2 separate regions of the Homo sapiens genome follow, and region 1 is linked to region 2. Evidence: read pairs that join two places in POLR2A ChIA-PET (ENCODE). Cell type or tissue: OCI-LY7. All regions are shown on one strand. Links, peaks and the distances in the headings refer to the core of each region. The heading gives the core; the rest is flanking DNA. Region 1 overlaps ARMC7 (armadillo repeat containing 7). Region 2 overlaps GGA3 (golgi associated, gamma adaptin ear containing, ARF binding protein 3).

Region 1 (16,063 bases), core at 10,765-14,764, 120 kb before region 2:
TTTTTTTTTGAGATGGAGTCTTGCTCTGTCGCCCAGGCTGGAGTGCAGTGGCGCGATCTCGGCTCACTGCAAGCTCCGCCTCCCGGGTTCACGCCATTCTCCTGCCTCAGCCTCCCAAGTAGCTGGGATTACAGGCGCCCCCCCACCAGGCCCGGCTAATTTTTTGTACTTTTAGTAGAGACGGGGTTTCACCGTGTTAGCCAGGATGGGCTCAATCTCCTGACCTCGTGATCTGCCCGCCTCGGCCTCCCAAAGTGCTGGGATTACAGGCGTGAGCCACCGCGCCCGGCAAAAATACATTATGATAAGTGTGATTCAAATTTTTCAAAGACCATCCAGGTCTCCTCTAAAGAGGAGAGGAGATTCCTGGGGCCAGACTACAAATGAGGGTCTTCTCTCCATGAGGGGGCTCCAGCACATGTGTGTGCGGATTCACACCCCCACAGACAGCTGCCCCTTGGCCACTCCCTGGGTTTGGAAGTGCACACACCAACAGTGGCATTCACTCCTGGGAGTCAGGATCCAAGAGAGAGGCCCATGCAGCCGTGGGAGCAGGTTTAGGGCCTGGAGCTCCAGGTGCAGGGGAAGGACGGCTGTGGGCTTTGGGTGAGCTCCCTGGACTTACTGCCCCACAGAGGACCAGAGTGGGGCCTGCTAAAGCCAAGCCAGGGCAGGAGCCCCAGTTGCCCAGGTCCCCGAGTGATGCCAGCTCCTCTAGAAGATTATTATGCCAAACAAATATTCTAAAAAGTTGGTCTCTAAAACGTCCTCCGTCCCGTCCCTTTTCGTGCCTCTGCCCCCACAGCTGCTGCAGTCTGAACGGTGACGGTGGCCCCTGCAGAAGCATGTGGCTAAATCTCCACCAGGGGGCGATAGAGCTCCTCCAAATCAAGCTGCTGCCCCTGGAGAAAAATTGGCGGAAGTCACAGAGCAGTCCCCACCAAAAGTGTTTACCAAGTGGAGTCTTTCCTGCTGGCGTTTCCTCAGGGTCAGGAAGCAACTTTCCCAGGACAGGGGCACCCTGAGGTCCGGGTCCACTGAGCTATGGGGGCGGCGTGGGCCTGGGCTGGGTTCTTGCCATCCTGGGCAGCTTCCCGGCGTGGGTGACTGAGCCCGGGTCCTGGAGTCCGCGGTCCCAGCGTCTCCACTTCTCAGCTGATTCCTAGAAGCTGAGTCCCGTCCCTTCTCCGAGCGTGGTTTCCTCTCCCGCCTTGCCTGCGTCGCAAGCAGTTGTGGGAGCAGAAGTGTGTCTGTGCATCTGTGTCTCTGTGCAGGTATTTTAGAATTGTTAGGATCATTATCACCAGCTTTACTTTTCCCAACCATTTTTTTCCTCCTTTTTTTCTCTTCCTTCTTCTGCCACAGCAAGACCCCCCCGCCCCAAGCACAGTAGCTTTCTCAGCGTCGAATCCCTCCGTGGGACCATGTTGCAATGAAATTTCAACATGCAAATGAAATTTCTCGAAATTTCTCTTGTGTTTATTATGCATGACTGAGAAGGAGAGCCCCCGCGTATTTTCTTACTGCCGTCGTTTCCCTTTCTCTTAGTGTCTCTGCTTGGGGATCCCCGACAGGCACTTATTCTGCTGTTTCTGGAGAAGGCTCTGTGCTGCGCTTTGGAGCTTTGAGTCTTTTATCCGATGTGGCAGCCCTGAGATTGTGATCTCCCTGAGCCAGAGCCAGCCTTACTTCTGTCTGCATGGTTTGAGTGCTTAGGCCTTTTGGCCTAGGGAGGAGGAAAGAAGGGGAAGAAAAGGCAGGAGATCTTCACTTAATAGGTGTGGAGTCCTGGCCATGACTTGGTGCAACACCCCTGAGCAGGGTTGGTTCTGGAAGGACTGGCACAGTGGAGAGCTGAGTCAGATTGCCCATGGCTGTGGCTCGCAGAACCAAAACCAAGCTGGGTATGGTGGCTCACACCTGTAATCCCATTTGGGAGGCCGAGGGGGGTGGATCACTTGAGGTCAGGAGTTCGAGACCAGCCTGGCCAACATGGCAAAACCCCGTCTCTACTAAAAATACAAAAATTAGTTGGGTGTGGTGGCGCACACCTGTAGTCCCAGCTACTCGGAGGCTGAGGCAGAAGAGTTGCTTGAACCAGGAGACAGAGGTTGCAGTGAGCCAAGATCACGCCACTGCACTCCAGCCTGGGTGACAGAGCAAGACTCTGTCTCCATAAAAAAAAAAAGGAACCAAAACCATTGTCTGCTTGGTTGAGCAGGGTGGTTCATACCTGTAATCCCAGCATTCTGGGAGGCTGAAGCAAGAGGATTGCTTGAGCCCCCAGGAGGTCAAGAGCAGCCTGGGCAACATAGCAAAACCCTGTCCCTACAAAAACAAACAAAACAAGTATCTGCTTGTTGGCAGGCAGCACAGTGAGTTGGATGAGAGCTGGGCCCTGGGGTCAGGCAGGCATCTGGGTGTGGGCTCTCTCTCCTCCAATCATCTGTCAGATGGGGACAGTGCCAGTAGCTGCTTCACATCAGTTGAGAGAATTAAATGAAACACCACAGTGCTCTTTTAGGGTTAGTGTCTGCAGCCATAGATAGGATTCCCTTGGTTGCCATCCAAAGACAAATACCCAAAACCCTTTGAGGGTGAGCTGTCGCCCCTTGTCCCAGAGAGGTGAGGTGCGGGATGGGATAACGTCCTATCAAGGGAATCACTCATCTGCTCCAGGAATTCTTACCTTCTGGAAAAACATCACGGAATGACAGGAACACCGATCCTCAGCCTCCCAGAGGGTGCCCAGGCAATGTCAGGTGGGGAGAGCCTGGCTGCAGGCCCGGTGCTGTTGTGCCCCCATCACGGATGGCATTAGCTCACACTTGGGGAGCACCCACTGCATGCCAGGCGCTTGCATCTTGTGCATTGGACATAGTACTAAAGTAGATGTGCTTACACCGCCTTCTTTCCAATCAGGACTCTGAGGCTTAGAGAGGTTCTGTGGGCTGGCCAAAGGTTTAAAGAGTACCAGACCTAGGCCGGGCATGGTGGCTGACGCTTGTAATCCCAGCACTTTGGGAGGCCGAAGTGGGCAGATCACCGGAGGTCGGGAGTTCGAGACCAGCCTGACCAACATGGAGAAACCCCATCTCTACTAAAAATACAATTAGCTGGGTGCGGTGGCACGCGCCTGTAATCCCAGCTACTCAGGAGGCTGAGGCAGGAGAATCGCTTGAACCGAGGAGGTGGAGGTTGAGGTGAGCCAAGATCACGCCATTGCACTCCAGCCTGGGCAACAAGAGTGAAACTCCGTCTCAAAATAAATAAAGAGTACCAGACCTGAGACTTAAACCCAGAGCAGTCAGAGTCTACAAGCTAGTCCCTTGGCCCTTTTCCTGCCCTTAGAGGAGTTCCAATTCCTAGGATTGTGGAGCGAAAGCGAGAAAGGAGTTTACTCCAAATTGCTCATTTTATCAATAAGGAAGCTGCGGTGCAGACAGCTGCCCCTCGTCTGGCTGTCGCAGGCCAGGATGAGAATGCAGGCTTCCTTCCGTCTGTCCCTGCAGCCACCACACTCACAGGTACCCTTCCATGCTGGCTTTGCTGTGGCAGCTCTGAGTGAGGTCTGCTCTTTGGCCCAGCACTTCTGCCTCCTCTCTGAGGGCTGGAAGCTGGATGCTATCCAAACAAATGGATTCGCTCACCCTGCACACTAAGGCCAATTACTGACAAAAATCGCAGTGAGAAAGTGAGGCTTTGTTTTTGTTTTTGGTTTTGGTTTTTTTGAGACAGATTCTCACTCCGTTGCCCAGGTTGGAGTGCAATGGTGCAATCTCGTCTCACTGCAACCTCCGCCTACCTGGTTCAAGCAATTCTCCTGCCTCAGCCTCCTGAGTAGCTGGGATTACAAGCACCCGCCACCACACCCAGCTAATTTTTGTATGTTTAGTAGAGACGGGGTTTCGACATGTTGGCCAGGCTGATCTCGAACTCCTCACCTCAGGTGATCCGCCCGCCTCGGCCTCCCAAAGTGCTGGGATTACAGGCGTGAGCCACTGTGCCCAGCCAAAAGTGAGGCCTTTATTGTGGGGCGACAAGCAAGAAGAATCCGGCAGCTCATGCTTAAGACCCAAATTCCCAGATGGCTTATGGTTAAGGGTGTTCAAAGGCAGGAGGCAGAGGTTACAGACAAAGTTTTAAATCAACACCAGGAGGCTATATATTGGTTTGGCCTAAGAAGGCAGGATGTCTCCAAGGGATGGGGCACAGATCATAGGTGGCTTCAAAGATTTTCTGATTTGTGAGTGGTTAAGGAGGTGAAGCTTTGTCTACAAATTTGGCATCAGCAAAAAAGAATGTTAGCTATAACCTGTGGGCATGTCCTCCAGGCCCCTCAGGGAGTCTAAAGAGTGGTCAGAGTGTAGTTTTCAGTTCCCCTTATCTGAGGTCTCAGTGCCAGGGGAATTGTTTGTTGAGGGTCCAGATTTCTGAAAAGCAACTCAAGGACAGATATTAAGATGTTATCTTTAGGCCGGGTGTGGTGGCTCACACCTGTAATCCCAGCACTTTGGGAGGCTGAGGCGGGTGGATCACTTGAGCTCAGGAGTTCAAGACCAGCCTGGCCAACATGGTGAAACCCCGTCTCTACTAAAAATACAAAATCTAGCTGGGTGTGGTGGCAGGAGCCTGTAATCCCAGCTACTCTGGAAGCTGAGGCAGGAGAATCGCTTGAACCCAGGAGGCAGGCAGAGGTTACAGTGAGCCAAGATCGTGCCACTGCACTCCAGCATGGGCGACAAAGCAAGACTGTCTCAAAAAAAAAAAAAAAACAAAGTTATCTTTAGTTTCTATGGGGAAACCAGACATCCCCTGATTCTGACTTCCTTGGCTATTGTTTTAAGCTAACTATTACCTTCTTGCTTATCGAGTTGCTCACTTGCTTCTCAGGGCTAGCTAGGTGCCTGGAATTTCATGAAGGGACTCAAGATTTTCCTTTATTTCCATGCTTGGGGGCCTGCAGGCCCCTAGAGAAGCCCCTGCTCTCTCTCCATGTCAGCCAGGGCTTCAGTCTGGCCTCAAGTGTTCCCATCAGCGGTGGCAGTGGAACTACAGTGGCAGCAACCACTTGCCAACAGGGGCCTGGCCTCACTCACCGTCGTCTCTGTGTGGCGGTCTCTTTCTCCTGTGGCTTCCTCTCAGTTGCCCGCCGTCGGCACCGCCACAGCCATGAGGAAGGATCCGGCTACAGCGACCGCGGAGAACACGCACGGGTTTTCAAGTCTCTGGCCTCTTTTGTGGCCTCTTGTGGATCTGCCCATTTAGAGCAATTGTAGAACTAGTTTATTGACCCTTTCTGTGCTTCTGGCTGCCTTTTCTGCCCAGGGTCCAGGGCTCCTGTTTGGGTGCTGTTGGGATAAAAGCTGCCTCTCCTGGATGCCCGCCCAGTGCACACCATGTGCTCGCCACACGCCCACCTGAACCAGCCTGTCCACAAGGCCTCTGAATCGGTCATGAACGGCAAGGCCGATGGTTCTAACCCCTTTGTACATATCGGGAACCCCCACCACCAAGTGAGGGCAAGTCCACTGCCTGGGGCTCCCGCTGTTAGTGATAACTGGAGCCAGGACTTCGCCCCTGTCATCCAGGATCCAAATTCTGTGCCCTGGGAACCCAGCTGGCACCAGGCTCAGACTCTAGTCCCTTGTTCTGGCCTCAAACTCCTGGGCTCAAGTGATCCTCCGACCCCAGCCTCCCAAAGTGCTAGGATTACAGGCATGAGCCACTGCACCCAGCCCCAGTGGCAGTTCCTCTATGACACTGGTACACTGGACTGTACACTGGTACACTGGTACACTGGACTGGTACACTGGACTATTCACAGGGGATTATTTGTTCTTGGGTTTTCCTTCAGTGTCTTGAAAATGGCTCCTTCAATTTCAAGTCTGAAGGACAGACAGTACATAGAGTAAGCTACCCTTTGTGTGAGAAGGCAGGGTGGAGATGAACACACCTCTGTGTATGCACTCACGCTGGCAAGACACAAAAGTGTAATAAGGAAATGGGTTAGTACGAGGCAGGGAACAAGGTAGAAGGGACCAGAATGGTGGTGAGACTTCTGAAAATACCCTGTGATACAGTTTTTTCTTTTTTTTTTTTTGAGACGGAGTTTCGCTCTGTCGCCCAGGCTGGAGTGCAGTGGCGCGATCTCGACTCACTGCAAGCTCCGCCTCCCGGGTTCACGCCATTCTCCTGCCTCAGCCTTCCCAGCAGCTGGGACTACAGGCACCCGCTACCACGCCCAGCTAATTTTTTTTGTATTTTTTTTTTTTTTTAGTAGAGACAGGGTTTCACCGTGTTAGCCAGGATGGTCTCGATTTCCTGACCTTGTGATCCGCCTGCCTCGGCCCTCTCAAAGTGCTAGGATTACAGGCGTGAGCCACCACGCCCAGCCTGCTGTGAAGACTTTGACCCTGGGCTGCTTCAGCTCAGCATGGGCGAGTCCCCAGATGTAGCTGTATTTTGAGCTGCCCTTGCCGAGGGCCTGCCCAGCCACCAGGTGCCAGGTGCCAGCTAAGCACTTGTCAGAAGCATCACCTCGTTTTGTTTTGTTTTTGAGATGGAGTCTCGCCCTGTTGACCAGGCTGGAGTGCAGTGGCATGATCTGGGCTCATTGCAACCTCCGCCTCCCAAGTTCAAGCCATTCTCCTGCCTCAGCCTCCCAAGTAGCTGGGACTACAGGTGAGTGCCACCATGCCCAGCTAATTTTTGTATTTTTAGTAGAGATGGAGTTTTGCCATGTTGGCCAGGGTGGTCTTGAACTCCTGACCTCAGGTGATCCACCCTCGGCCTCCCAAAGTGCTGGGATTACAGGCATGAGCCCCCACGCCCGGCCAGCATCACCTCATTTAATCCCTGGGACCATCCTTCAACCTTCCCTTCATGGTCCAGGTTGTCCCTCCCTGCACCAGTGCCCAACATGGCGTGTGAGCTGAGGTCACCCACCTGACCTCCCTGAGTCTCCGGCTTTCTCATCTTGCTTTCATGTGGGGTTTCCTCTTTTGCCTCTCCAGGGTTCTCGTGTAGAGTTCCTGTGTGTCCTGATGTCTGGAAGGCCCTGCCCTTGCTTCTTGTTTTCTCTCTGTCTTGTGCAGAGCATGTTCATCAGGAAGTCGGAACTTGTTCTCCTTTCTGTTTTATAACGATTTTTAAGACTGCAGTATGGTGGCTGGGCACGGTGGCTCAGGCCTGTAATCCCAGCACTTTGGGAGGCCGAGGCGGGCGGATCACGAGGTCAGGAGATCAAGACCATCCTGGCTAATACGGTGAAACCCCATCTCTACTAAAAATACAAAAAATTAGCTGGGCATGGTGGCGGGCACCTGTAGTCCCAGCTACTCAGGAGGCTGAGGCAGGAGAATCACTTGAACCTGGGAGGCGGAGATTGCAGTGAGCTGAGATCGCACCACTGCACTCCAGCCTGGGCGACAGAGCAAGACTCGGTCTCAAAAAAAAAAAAAAAAAAAAAGATTGCAGTATGATCAACAGAATAAAATGCACATATCTTAAGTGTCAGTTTGGTGAATTTTGAAATTCATTGAGCTATGTGTACATCCATGTAAGCAGCTCCTAAACCAAGACGTAGAAACTCCCTTCACACCCACGCTGGGTCAGTATCTCCCACTCCAAGGCAACCACTATTCTAACCTCTATCCTGTGGATTTGCTTTGCCTGTTCTTGAACTTCATACAAACAGAACCATGCAGGATCTACTCTCGTATCTGATTTCTTTCACTCAACATTATGTTTTTCAGATTCATCCAAATTATTGCAGTATCATCCATTCCTTTGGATGTGCCACAATTTGTTCATGCATCTGCCTGTAGACGGAGATTTGAATTGTTTCTAGTTTAGAAGCTTTATGAATGAAGCTGTTAGGATCATGTTCATACAAATATGTACTCATTTCTCTCACCTAGGAGTGGAGTTGCTCAGTCCTAGGGTAGATGTGCGTTTAACGTCATGAGAAGCTGCCAAATCACTTTCCACGTAGTTACACCAGGTTATGCTATATGCTCCACTTCCTTGCCAACACTTAGTATTGGCCTTTTTTTGTTTGTTTTTGAGATGGAGTCTCGCTCTGTCGCCTACGCTGGAGCACAGTTGGCACAATCTCGTCTTGCTGCAACCTCCGCCTCCTGGGTTCAAGCAATTCTCCCACCTCAGCCTCCGGAGTAGCTGAGGTTGCATGTGTAGGCCACCATGCCTAGCTAATTTTTGTATTTTTAGTAGAGACAGGTTTTCGCCATGTTGGCCAGGCTGGTCTGGAACTCCTGACCTCAAGTGATCCACCCTCCTCGGCCTCCCAAAGTGCTGGGATTACAGGTGTGAGCCACTGCACGCAGCAGCAGTGTTTTTTATTTTTGCTATTATGTTGAGTGTGTAGTGGCATGTTCTTGTGGTTATACTTTTTATTTCTCTGATACGTAATGAGCACAGTTCCATATGTTTTGGCCCTTTTGCAAAGAAGACTTTGTTTAAGTCTTTTTGCTCATTTTCAAAATTGGGTTGTTCATCTTTTATTGATATGCAGGAGTTCTTGATGTGTTCTGGATACCAGCGTTCTGTCAGATGGATAGTCAGTGAATGTTTTCTCCTTTTGCCTTTTTACTGTGTTAATGGTGTCGTTTGATGAGTTATTCTCCTATCTCAGTGAAATTCAGCTTTTAAAAAAGAATAACATCTGGCCAGGTGTGGTGGCTCACGCCTATAATCCCAGCACTTTGGGAGGGCGAGGCAGGTGGATCACAGGGTCAGGAGTTCAAGATAAGCCAGGCCAAGATGGTGAAACCCCATCTCTACTAAAAATACAAAAGGAAATTAGTCGGGCATGTTGACGGGCGCCTGTAATCCCAGCTACTCGGGAGGCTGAGGCAGAGAACCCCGGAGGTGGAGGATGCAGTGAGCCGAGATTGCGCCACTGCACTCCAGCCTGGGCGACAGAGCAAAACTCCGTCTCAAAACAAAAACAAAAAAGAATAATATCTTTTAAAATTATTATTATTATTATTTTTGACGGGGTTTCACTCTTGTTGCCCAGGCTGGAGTGCAGTGGAGTGATCTCGGCTCACCGCAACCTCCGCCTCCTGGGTTCAAGCGATTCTCCTGCCTCAGCTTCTCGAGTAGCTGGGACTACGGGCGTGTGCCACCACGCCCAGCTAATTTTTTGTATTTTTAGTAGAGATGGGGTTTCACCATGTTGGCAAGGCTAGTCTTGAACTCCTGACCTCAGGTGATCCTCCTGCCTCACCACCCAAAGTGCTGGGATTACAGGAGTGAGCCACTGTGCCTGGCCCTGGCTTTTTTAATTTTTAAAAGAATATCTGTAGAGATAACGTTTTCCTATTTATTAAACACCTGCTAATGCGAGGCTGCTGATAGAGAATGAGACAAGGCAGAGTCCCCATTCTCACGGAGTTTATAGTTTAGTGGAGCAACAGCCAATATTTTGACAAATAACTACTGTAATGTCAGTAAGTGTGAAGGAAAGAAGCAAAGCCTGGTGAGGGGGGCGTGGTGGGGGGGCAGGTTAGGTGCTCACAGAAAGCTCTTAGAGGAGGTGGCGTCTTAGCGGGCCTATCTTATTGTATGTACAATCTGGTGTCCTTCTTCCCTCCTTCATCTTAAATTACAGGCATTTTCTAACATGAATTATTCTTTGGACACTTTTTTTTTTTTTTTTTAATTTTTGAGGTGAAGTCTCACTCTGTCGCCCAAGCTGGATTGCAGTGGCACGATCTCAGCTCACTGCAACCTCCACCTCCTGAGTTCAAGCAATTCTCTTGCCTCAGCCTCCCAAGTAGCTGGGACTACAGGGACACACCATCAGGCCCAGCTAATTTTTTTTTTTTTTTTTTTTACTTAGTAGAGACGGGGTTTCACTATGTTGGCTAGGCTGATCTTGAACTCCTGACCTTGTGATCCACCCGCCTCGGCCTCCCAAAGTGCTGGGATGACAGGCATGAGCCACCACACCTGGCCTTTGAAGACTTTTTTTTTTTTTTTGAGACCGAGTTTCGCTCTGTCGCCCAGGCTAGAGTGCAGCAGTGCGATCTCTGCTCACTGCAAGCTCCACCTCCCGGGTTCAGGCCATTCTCCTGCCTCAGCCTCCTGAGTAGCTGGGACTACAGGTGCCCACCACCGTGCCCGGCTAATTTTTTGTATTTTTAGTAGAGAGGGAGTTTCACCGTGTTAGCCAGGACGGTCTTGATCTCCTAATTTTGTGATCCACCGCGCCCAGCCTGAAGACATTATTTTTAAGAACTGTAAATATTGCCAGACACAATGGCTCACGCCTTTCATCCCAGTACTTTGGGAGGCCAAGGCATGAGGTTAGGAGTTCGAGATTAGCCTGGCCAACATGGTGAAACCCCCATCTCTACTAAAAATACAAAATTAGCTGGGCGTGGTGGTGCATGCCTGTAATCCCAGCTACTTGGGAGGCTGAGGCAGGAGAATTGCTTGAACCCGGGAGGCGGAGGTTGCAGTGAGCCGAGATCGTGCTACTGCACTCCAGCGTGGGCGACAAGAGCGAGGCTCATACTCAAAAAAAAAAGTACTGTATACTGTTTCATCATATGCATGTACCATAATTTAGCCATCTGGCTATTACCAAGCATTCTAGGAAGCTCCCAGTTTCCACGTTGCTCTTTTTCCATGGCCCTTCTCAGTTCTTCAGGGCAGGTTCACACAGGTAGACCCAGGGAGAAGCTCAAAGCAGCTGTTGCTGTGGCCTCTTGTGGGTCCTCTGGCGCCATCTTGGCTCATCTTTCTGCTCCAGCTCAGACTTCCTGCCCTGAAACTCTGTGCCCTTTTCTTTTCTGGCCCTCACCGCCTTCTTCATCTCTAAGGGACACTACCCGCTAGGCAGAGGAGCTTCAGGAGTTCCCTGCCACTGCGGAGAGGGTCCAAGCAGCTGGTGAGCTCTGGCAGGCACCCGGTCCATCCTTGGAGACTCCTAGGCCTCTGTGTGGGGAGGGAGGGAGAGGGTGGCTCTCCTGAGGCCTCCTCCTGCCCCCACCCTCTGGTTTTCCGCAGTCTGGGTGGCAGTGCCCTGCCCAGGCGCACCTGGGTGTGGTGATGACTCAGCTGCCAGGCAGTGACTCAGGCTTCATCTTATCACACTTTACACAGAGAGAAATCCCATCACCCCACCCGCAGTCCAGTGTGCACAGGAAGGCCGCTCCCGTCAGCTCGGGAGACATGCCGCGGGTGTGTCTGAGCAGAAGAGTCCGACCACAGCACTTCCACTGCCCCTGCTCCAGACTGAGCCTGGCATCTGCCCAAGGCTGGATTCGTTGTCCTTACTGCTTCCAGAGGGCCCCGCCATTTCCCATGGGAGGGCCGCCATTTCCCATGGGAGGGCCGAGGGGCAGAAGGCTCCCATCTCTTTAGCGTTTTGGGCAGCTCACTCAGTCTCTCATAGCCTTGACTTCTCCCATGGAAATGGGGGTGATGTTAGCACTTGTTTCTAGGGTTCAGTCATGTGTCCAGTGCGTGCTCAGTGAAGTGTCCACGGTTCTAGGAACTTGAGCCCTGCCTTATAGCTCCTGGTGGAAGGGACAGAGCAAGGACAAAAGGCAGCCTACAGAATGCCACAGCCACGCTAGGGGCCACCCTGTGCTTTAGCAAGTGCTGAAGTGGGACTGGCAAGGGAGGCTCCAAGGGCCCCATGGGGAGAGGCGCTCAGTCAGGGCCTGCTTGCCCTCTGCTGCTGCTACTCTTTCTCAGGACTCCAGAGAGGCCAAAGAGCTCCTTCCCTCCCTCAGATGTGTCCTGCCTGTGAGCTGCAGCCCAGATCTAAGAACTACAGAAGTCCAGGGTGGGCAGGATGTCAGGGAGCCACACTGTCCAGCCCCCTGACCATCTGCGGTTCTTTGAACCCTTTCCCCCCCGGGTCAGTGCTTAAAGGATCAGGTGATGAAGGGCTGCCCTGACATGGTAGAGCACCTAGTCGGGTATCCCAGGAAGACGCCACTTGCAAGGAGAGCAGTGGAGGGCTTGTTACCAGCAAGAGGGTGTCAGTGTGTGACAACTGGGGGCTGAAAGGTCTCAGGGATGGACTGAGGTTGGAGACTGCAATGAGTGCCAGGGAGAGGGAAGAACAGACAGGACGGCTCAGGGGTAAGGAGCACACGGACATCTGGAATTTACTCCACATGCAGTGGGATCCTTTAATAATGTTCCCCCAGCTGGGCACGGTGGCTCACACCCGTAATCCTAGCACTTTGGGAGGCCAAGATGGGTGGATCACCTGAGGTCAAGAGTTTAAGACCAGCCTGGCTAACATGGCGAAACCCTGTCTCTACTAAAAATACAAAAAAAAAATTAGCCAGGTGTGGTGGCATGTACCTGTAATCCCAGCTACTTGGGAGGCTGAGGCAAGAGAATCACTTGAACCTGGTGGGGCGGAGGTTGCAGTGAGCCGAGATCGCGCCACTTCACTCCAGCCTGGGTGAAAGAGTGAAACTCCATCTCAAAAATAAAAAAGGTTCCCTCAAAGCAGGACCAGCCTGACCCAGGTGCTGCTTGGGAGCAGGCAGCAGAGTGAAACCTTGGCAGACTCCTGCCCCAGTCAGTGGAGGAGGGTCCTTGGCGGGGGCACCATGGGCACCTGTCCCTCTGGCTGGGGAAGATGTCTTAGTTGGGTTTCAGGTTCAGGTAAGTCTTCTCTTTGTTAGTTTCCAGAAAAACAGGGGAAGTGGGTAGAGCTGTGGCCTTCACTGATTGGTCACTCAGGACACTGGGCATGTTTTGCAAATGAGCTGAGAGGTGGCTTCCTCCACTGAGCAGGAACCAAAGGGAGGGGTACCGTGATGACAGGAAGCTCAGGATGCACAGGAAGTCATCTTCCCGCAGGGAGCAGCCAGTGCTGAGCAGAGTGACCTCCAAAACAAGGTAGCATCTGTCCCCAAGGCTAAGAGGTCATTACATTGAGGGGGCCTGACTTGAGGGAATGGGAGTGGGATTCCAGCCACATTACCTGAGCACGTGAGTTCTTTGATCCAGAACCACTGATCTGTCACTGTTGCCTTTTCTGTTTTCCCCCAGAATCCTAGTAACGGTGACATGGAAATAACATTAAAATGCTCTATTCTCTTAATTACACTATATCTGTCAAATGGTACACTCCTTACCATTAATCTACAATCACTGCATAGCCATGAATGTGAATTTATTGGCATGGAAAGATGTTCACAATACATTGTTTTTTTGTTTTTGTTTTTTTTTTTTGAGATGGAGTTTCACTCGTTTGCTCAGGCTGGAGTGCAATGGCGCAATCTCAGCTCATTGCAACCTCAGCCTCCTGGGTTCAAGCAACTCTCCTGCCTAAGCCTCCCTAGTAGCTGGGACTATAGGTGTGCTCAACCATGCCCCGCTAATCACAATATATTGGTAAATGAAAAAAGCTGGGCGGGGCACAGTGGCTCATGCCTGTAATCCCAGCACTTTGGGAGGCCGAGGCGGGTGGAACACCTGAGGTCAGGAGTTCGAGACCAGCCTGGCCAACATGGTGAAACCCCGTCTCTACTAAAAATACAAAAATTTAGCCGGGCATGGTGGCACATGCCGGTTATCCCAGCTACTTGGGAGGCTGAGGCAGGAGAATCACTTGAACCCGGGAGGCGGAGGTTGCAATGAGCCGCGATCATGCCACTGCACTCTAGCCTGGGCAACAGGGCAAAACTGTCTCAAAAAAAAAAAAAAAAAAAGCTGGCGTAAGCCATGCACAGTGGTGCATGCCTGGAGTCAGTCTTAACTCCCAGGGAGGCTGAGGCAGAAGGATGGCTTAAAGCCGGAAGTTCAAGACCAGACTGGACAACATAGGGAGATCCCACCCCATCTCAGAAAACTGACCAAGCAGCAAGCAGAGTATCCCATTTTTACTAAATACTTACATATATTCACATATTTCAAATTGTAGAATGAAAAACAAATGTTAGGTCAGCCGCCTAACATTGAGACGTAGTATTTGCTCTGTTGCCCAGGCTGGAATGCAGTGGTGCCATCTCGGCAACCTCCACCTACCGGGTTCAAGCTATTCTGCCTCAGCCTCCCAAGTAGCTGGGATTACAAGCATGTGCCACAGGCCCAGCTAATTTTTGTGTTTTTAGTAGAGACGGGGTTTCACCATGTTGGCCAGGCTGGTCTGGAACTCCTGACCTCAGGGTGATCCACCCACCTCGGCCTCCCAAAGTGCTGGGATTATAGGCGTGAGCCACCGCTCCCAGCCATTTGTTTGTTTTTGAGACAGGGTCTCACTCTGTCGCCCAGGCTGGAGTGCAGTGGTGCGTTCATGGCTTACTGCAGCTCCACTTCGTGGGCCCAAGCAGTCCTCCCACCTCAGCCTCTCAAGTAGCTGAGACTACAGGCGTGTACCATCATGCCTGGCTAATTGTGTGTGTTTTGGTAGCGACAGAGTTTTGCCATGTCGCCAAGGCTGGTCTCGAATTCCTGGGCTCAAGGGATCCTCCTGCCTTGGCCTGCCAAAGCACTGGAATTACAGGTGTGAGCCACTGTGCCCAGCCCATTCTAGTATTTTAACAGTTTTATTGCTATATGATGGACATAATAAACTGTACATATTTAAAGGGTACAATTTGATAAATTTTGGCATAAGTATATACCCATGAAACCATCATCTTATATTTTTATAACTTTTATAAACTGTTCTAAGGTGATGATACATTACAGGGTTTTAGTTTTTTATTTATTTATTTATTTCTGAGACAGAGTCTAGCTCTGTTGCCCAGGCTGGAGTGCAGTGATGCAATCTCGGCTCACTGCAACCTCCGAGTCCCAGGTTCAAGCAATTCTCCTGCCTCAGCCTCACAAGTAGCTGGGATTACAGGCACCTGCCACCACACCCGGCTAATTTTTGTATTTTTAGTAGAGACAGTTTCACCATGTTGGCCAGGCTGGTCTCGGACTCGTGACCTCAGGTGATCCACTCACTTCAGCCTTCCAAAGTGCTGGGATTACAGGCGTGAACCACCGTGCCCGGGCCGGCCTTGTTTTAGGTTTTTACATTTAAGAAAGGGGAAAAAAAAAGCGTATCAGCCATTGAACTTGCTGAACTGAGAGGGAAAGGGATTTGTGCCCACTTCTGGAAGGGTGGGCTGTGGCAGGCTGGAGCAGGCAGGCAGGCCTTTCTGGAAACTTGAGAAGGCAGGAGCCGGAATGGGCTTTGGATGCCTTGTGCTGGGGCCAGCTTCTCAACAGCCTGGGCCCCTACCTGGGGCTCACGGGCAGGGGAGGTGGGAGGAGGCCCGGGGCTACAGCATCCAGACTCTTCCTTGCTCTCCCACAGGAGGCCTGTGCAACCTGTGCCCAGACAGGGCCAACAAGGAGCACATCCTGCACGCAGGAGGTGTCCCACTCATCATCAACTGCCTATCCAGCCCCAATGAGGAGACGGTGCTGTCTGCCATCACCACGCTCATGCACCTGAGCCCGCCGGGCCGCAGCTTTCTCCCAGAGCTGACCGCCACGCCCGTGGTGCAGTGCATGCTTCGCTTCTCCCTCTCGGCCAGCGCCAGGCTCCGGAACCTGGCACAGATCTTCCTGGAGGACTTCTGCTCCCCCCGCCAGGTGGCCGAGGCCCGCAGCCGGCAGGCGCACTCTGCCCTGGGTATCCCACTGCCGAGGAGCGTGGCCCCACGGCAGCGCTGATCCATGGAGACTGCGAGACCGTGGCACCCCTACTGCTGGAGACCACAGTCCTGATGTGGACGCAGGGAACGGGGAGCACATACTGCCCCATTGGTGCCTTTTCAGCCATCTGAAAGGCGGGTTCTTTCAGCAGGACAGGCATTTACACTGATGAAACGCCACTGGGAGTGAGGAAGCCAGACTCCAGAGACACGGAGAAGATCAAACTGGAGCTGCGTTCATAGGCTGGCACTCTCAATCCTACATCAGGTGCCACCACCACCAGACTCAGGCCCTGGTGTAAGAAGCGGCCAAGTGCCTGGACCCAGAGGCTTTGCAGGACAGTGTTCTCAGGAGCTGGGCCTGAGGCTTAGGAGAGCTGCCTTCGCTGCAGGAAATCAGGGATTAT
Region 2 (4,000 bases), core at 1-4,000:
GGGTCAGACTGCACTATGCCTGAAAGGGGACATGGCAGCACGTGCACTCAGGCTGTGGTTGCCTTGTCACCCCTCCTCATACACCAAGGGCCACGTCCCTGTGATCAAGACCTGCAAAGGGTAGCAGGGTGGAGGGCAGGCTGCTACACCTTATCCCATCCAACTCCGACTCAGCCTTGCCTGGGGACAAATGCTGTTCTCTTCAGGAGGGACTCTGGGGATCCCAAACCTTCCCTTCTCTCCTTGCCTGGGCCAGCCTTCGAGGGCTGCCTGGAGGCTGCGGGCAGGCAGACACGTACCCTGTCTCTTCAGCATGTGGTAGGCGTCTTTGATCTTTGCTTCTTCTGGCAGGGCCATGGTCCAGCTGTACAGCAGCTCAATAACCTTGGTCTTCACTTTCTCAGACACCCTGTCCCCCAGGTACTACATGGCAAAAGAAAATGAGGACCTAGTAAGTGCAGTTCGGAGGCAGAGAAAGTGTAAGGCTCCCTCCACAGCAATGGCGTGGCTGCTCAGCAGCTATGGTCCTACTCAAAATCTGCAGGTGTCCAAGTGTGTGTGAGACAGCGTGGGGAGGGGAACGACTCCCTGTGGTGTGGCTGTGTCCATCTGGATACAGTCTGTGGATAGGCAGGGGGCCAGGAGGTCATCACCTCCTGTCCAGGAAGTGTCCTGTAAGTGTATTCATGACCTTACTCATCTGCACAGCAGCCACGTCAGTAGGGGTGGCGTCCCCATTTGCCGCCTGGGATCATCTAACTTGCCCAGGGTGTAAGGGCCGGATGGAAACCTGAGTCTGACACCAGAGACCATGCCCTCGGTGCTCACCCCTGCTCTCTGCCTTTCCTTACTACCTTGGGGACATCAAGACAGAGAGGCTTCCTTGTGACCCTGATGCCCATGTGGTGCAGGCCATGGTTGGGTGGATATTTTGAGTTCTGAGGAAAGTGCATTTTCACGCACAAGTTGCCAGAAACACAACTGCATTTTATCTTGGGGGTGTCCATGAGAATGTCTTTAGCATGGTAAAGTATTCCCTCTGCTTTAAGTGGGGGCCCAGAGCTGCGCCACACCAGCGTGCAACAGAACACGGCCAGCTGAGCATCGGAGCAATGACGGAGGCCAGCTCCCCGTATCCACGTGACACAGGCCAAGAAAACCCACAAAACCCACAACTGCCATGTGCCAGGTGCCTAGAGTCCCACACTACATGGGCCCTCACCCTGGACAAACACACAGCCACTACCACATCACCTGTCAGATTTGGGCTGAGGGCGCTTCAGAAAAAGCTGCCGGTCCCTGTGGCCTGTTTGGTCATCCCGTTACCTCCAGGGCCTAGCTCTCTAAGGACAAGACACAAATAATCTCAGCTCCCTGGAGATGTTGGATGGGCAGTGAAAGCCAGTATGATGGGAGATGGGAATGAACACAAAAGAAGTCCCTAAAAGCGAGGAATCTGCCGCTGACTGACCTTTGGAGAGACGACTTTGATTAACTCATTCAAAAAGCGGAACTTCCCCACTTCGTTATGAAATCTCCTCCCACAGTTCTTCATGCATGCCTCCAGCACCTGTAGCCGCACAGAGGAGAGGCGCTCAGTGAGGGCGTGCTCGGGGCTGGAACCTGGCACTGGCAAGATCCCTGGCACCCAGAGAGTACTGAATAAACACGCCCACAGGAAGGAGCTCATCACGAAAAGCAGTGTGCACTGCCCGGGGACAGTGTAATTAAGCAACGAGATCACTCACAGACCATGTCCCTCCAACTGCAAACCTCTGCTGGGGAAGCTGGGCAGGGACTAAAGCAAGAAACCCCGAGACCCCGACCCCAAGAAGGCCTGGATGCCAGTCCTGGAAGGTGCCTTCCTTAAAGATTCTGGCCTCGTGTTTTACAATGAGGGAGGTGAGGTCCAGGGACAAAGTTTCTCTGACTTGGTGTCCTGGGTTTTTTCCACAAGCTCACCAACAATTGTGCAGGGAATGGGAGGGATGTTTAAATCCTATTATCTGTGAGAAAGATGACAGGATATTTCTCCTCCCTCCGCTTATCTCCCTAACTCACGCTTTGGCTTTCCTGTGCTGCCTGTGGTCCCTGGCACTGCGGTTTCTAAGGGGGAGTGCACTGTCCAGGCTCTCTTTCTTGGCTTCTGCATTTTAAAGCAAGGTTTCTCAGGTGAGGCCTGGCTGACATTTTGGGCTGGTCATTCTTCGTTGTGGGGGGCCACTCTGCACTTTATAGGGTGTCGAACAGCATCCCTGGCCTCTGCCTACTTGATGCCAGGAGGACCCCCACCCCGATGTGTGACAACTAAAAATGTTTCCAGACACTGCCAAATGTTCCCTGGAGGGCCCTGTTGAGAATCACTGGGTTTTGTTACGTTTTTTTTTTGTTTTTTGACACAGAATCTCGCTATGTTGGTCAGGCTAGAGTGCAACGGTGTGATCACCACTCACTTTCGCCTCAACTTCCCAGGCTCAAGCCATCCTTCAACCTCAGCCTCCCGAGGAGCTGGGACCACAGGTGTGTGCCACCGTGCCTGGCTGATTTTTTTATTTTTTGTAGAGACAATGTCTCACTACGTTGCCTAGGCTGGTCTTGAATTCCCTTAAGCGATCCTCCCGGCCTAGGCCCCACAGGGTGCTGGGACTATAGGTACAAGCCACCGTGCCCTGCTGAGAATCACTGTTTTAAGGAATTCGTTCTACAGCAAATATGACTGAGGGGTGCATGTGAACCAGATGATATTTCCTCTTTTCGCTTTCCAGGACCTGAATGCAGTCAGGCTAGAGCCCCGGATTCCTCAGATCTCGGCTGCTCTTTGTTTTCGGAGCATGTGGAGGCACTGAGGGCCAGGCACCATTCCACACCTTAAATTCCCTCAGTCTGAACAGACACCAGGATCTGCCCTAGGGGCCTCAGCCATCAGTGCGACACCTTCGCTAGTGACTGGCATTGTTTAACTACAGAATGAACTGGACCGACCCCTCTTTTCTTCAGCTGGCCAGCTCTGAACTATCAACACAGCCCTGTCAGCATCTCTTCACCAAGCCTTCTCTTGCGCCACATGGGGCTCAGGGCCCTGACTCTGGGCTGCTTTCCTTAGCCCCTCTGCCTCACACACTAACCATGTGGCCATGCTGGCAGGGACGGCACTGCAGTCACCTCTGAGGCCTCAGGGCCTGGCACAATGCACACAGATTTGTGGAACAGCTGGCTGAACAGATTCGAGATCTATCTAGTCTGTATCAAGGACTTTCTGTTGGCTTTTGGCAGGAGCCCTAAGAACCGCTATGGGGACACGAGGAATGGCGTGGGCAGGTGAAGGGCTGCGGTTTCCACCTCCGGAGAGTGAAGGACCTACCGTCAGGGCCTGGAGCGCCTCCCATTCCTGTGGGGACTGGATCTTGTGGGCCAGCAGTCGGACGGCGATCTGTGGCCTGGGGGACAAGCAGAACACACTCCAGTGCACTAAGCCTGGGGCTACCTGGCTGGCCCTCCTTGGCCATGGTTGTTCCCCTTCCCAGTCCGCTCCCTCTCAGCTGCCCCCACAGTGCTGAGACTCACCCTTCCAGCTCCTTGTTGATCTGATCACAGAAGCCAATTATGTATTCCCAGTCCTCCTGGCGGTTGGAAGGATTGGTGGCTTTATCTTGCAACACAACAAAGAAGAGGACAAGTGTTAGGAAGAGCAATGAGGATGCAATGGAAGGTTTTCTTCGCAAGTTTTAAGCACTAAGAGTTTGCTTTCAACTTTACTCTCTAATAGAGAAGCCTCAGTAGAACAGTCAGTAGCAAGGAGACAGAAAAAAAAAAAATTCAGTCGGAGAGCAAATACAAATACTGCTTTCTGTCCAGTATTTTGAAAGTCACAAATAAAAGAGAAAACAAATTCTGTCTCATGAAGCTTAGAGTGGAATCAAGGTCAAAAGGACAAACACAAATAATTAAAATATTCCCAAAAAAATGCCTACATGAAACATGTAAAGATAATAAAGGGAAC

Evidence for each region. ChIA-PET counts read pairs that join two places held together with the same protein. Peaks named below come from ENCODE experiments on the same cell type or tissue, not always from the same donor. Only the 100,000 strongest peaks of a DNase experiment are listed, where the experiment ranks them.
Region 1: POLR2A ChIA-PET joins it to region 2 with 5 read pairs; 11 of 35 experiments call an interaction of 5 or more read pairs at or near these places.

The regions. Positions count from the first base shown.
Region 1 is chr17:75,113,364-75,129,426 of GRCh38, forward strand. ARMC7 (armadillo repeat containing 7) reads left to right here. Exons shown (of 3, transcript NM_024585.4): 3 at 15,314-16,063. The coding sequence ends at 15,675. Among named protein-coding and RNA genes, the nearest start is that of NT5C, 10 kb to the right of the region's middle. RefSeq lists enhancers at 577-1,116, 1,558-1,617, 1,658-1,707, 10,610-11,809. In OCI-LY7, for the core only: no CTCF peak of the experiment used is centred there; a DNase peak (open chromatin) is centred at 12,758; H3K27ac peaks cover 377 bases.
Region 2 is chr17:75,243,148-75,247,147 of GRCh38, forward strand. GGA3 (golgi associated, gamma adaptin ear containing, ARF binding protein 3) reads right to left here. Exons shown (of 17, transcript NM_138619.4): 2 at 3,565-3,649; 3 at 3,362-3,437; 4 at 1,472-1,570; 5 at 300-423; 6 at 1-19. Among named protein-coding and RNA genes, the nearest start is that of GGA3, 16 kb to the right of the region's middle. In OCI-LY7, for the core only: no CTCF peak of the experiment used is centred there; DNase peaks (open chromatin) are centred at 1,214 and 1,574; H3K4me3 peaks cover 1,403 bases; H3K27ac peaks cover 2,741 bases.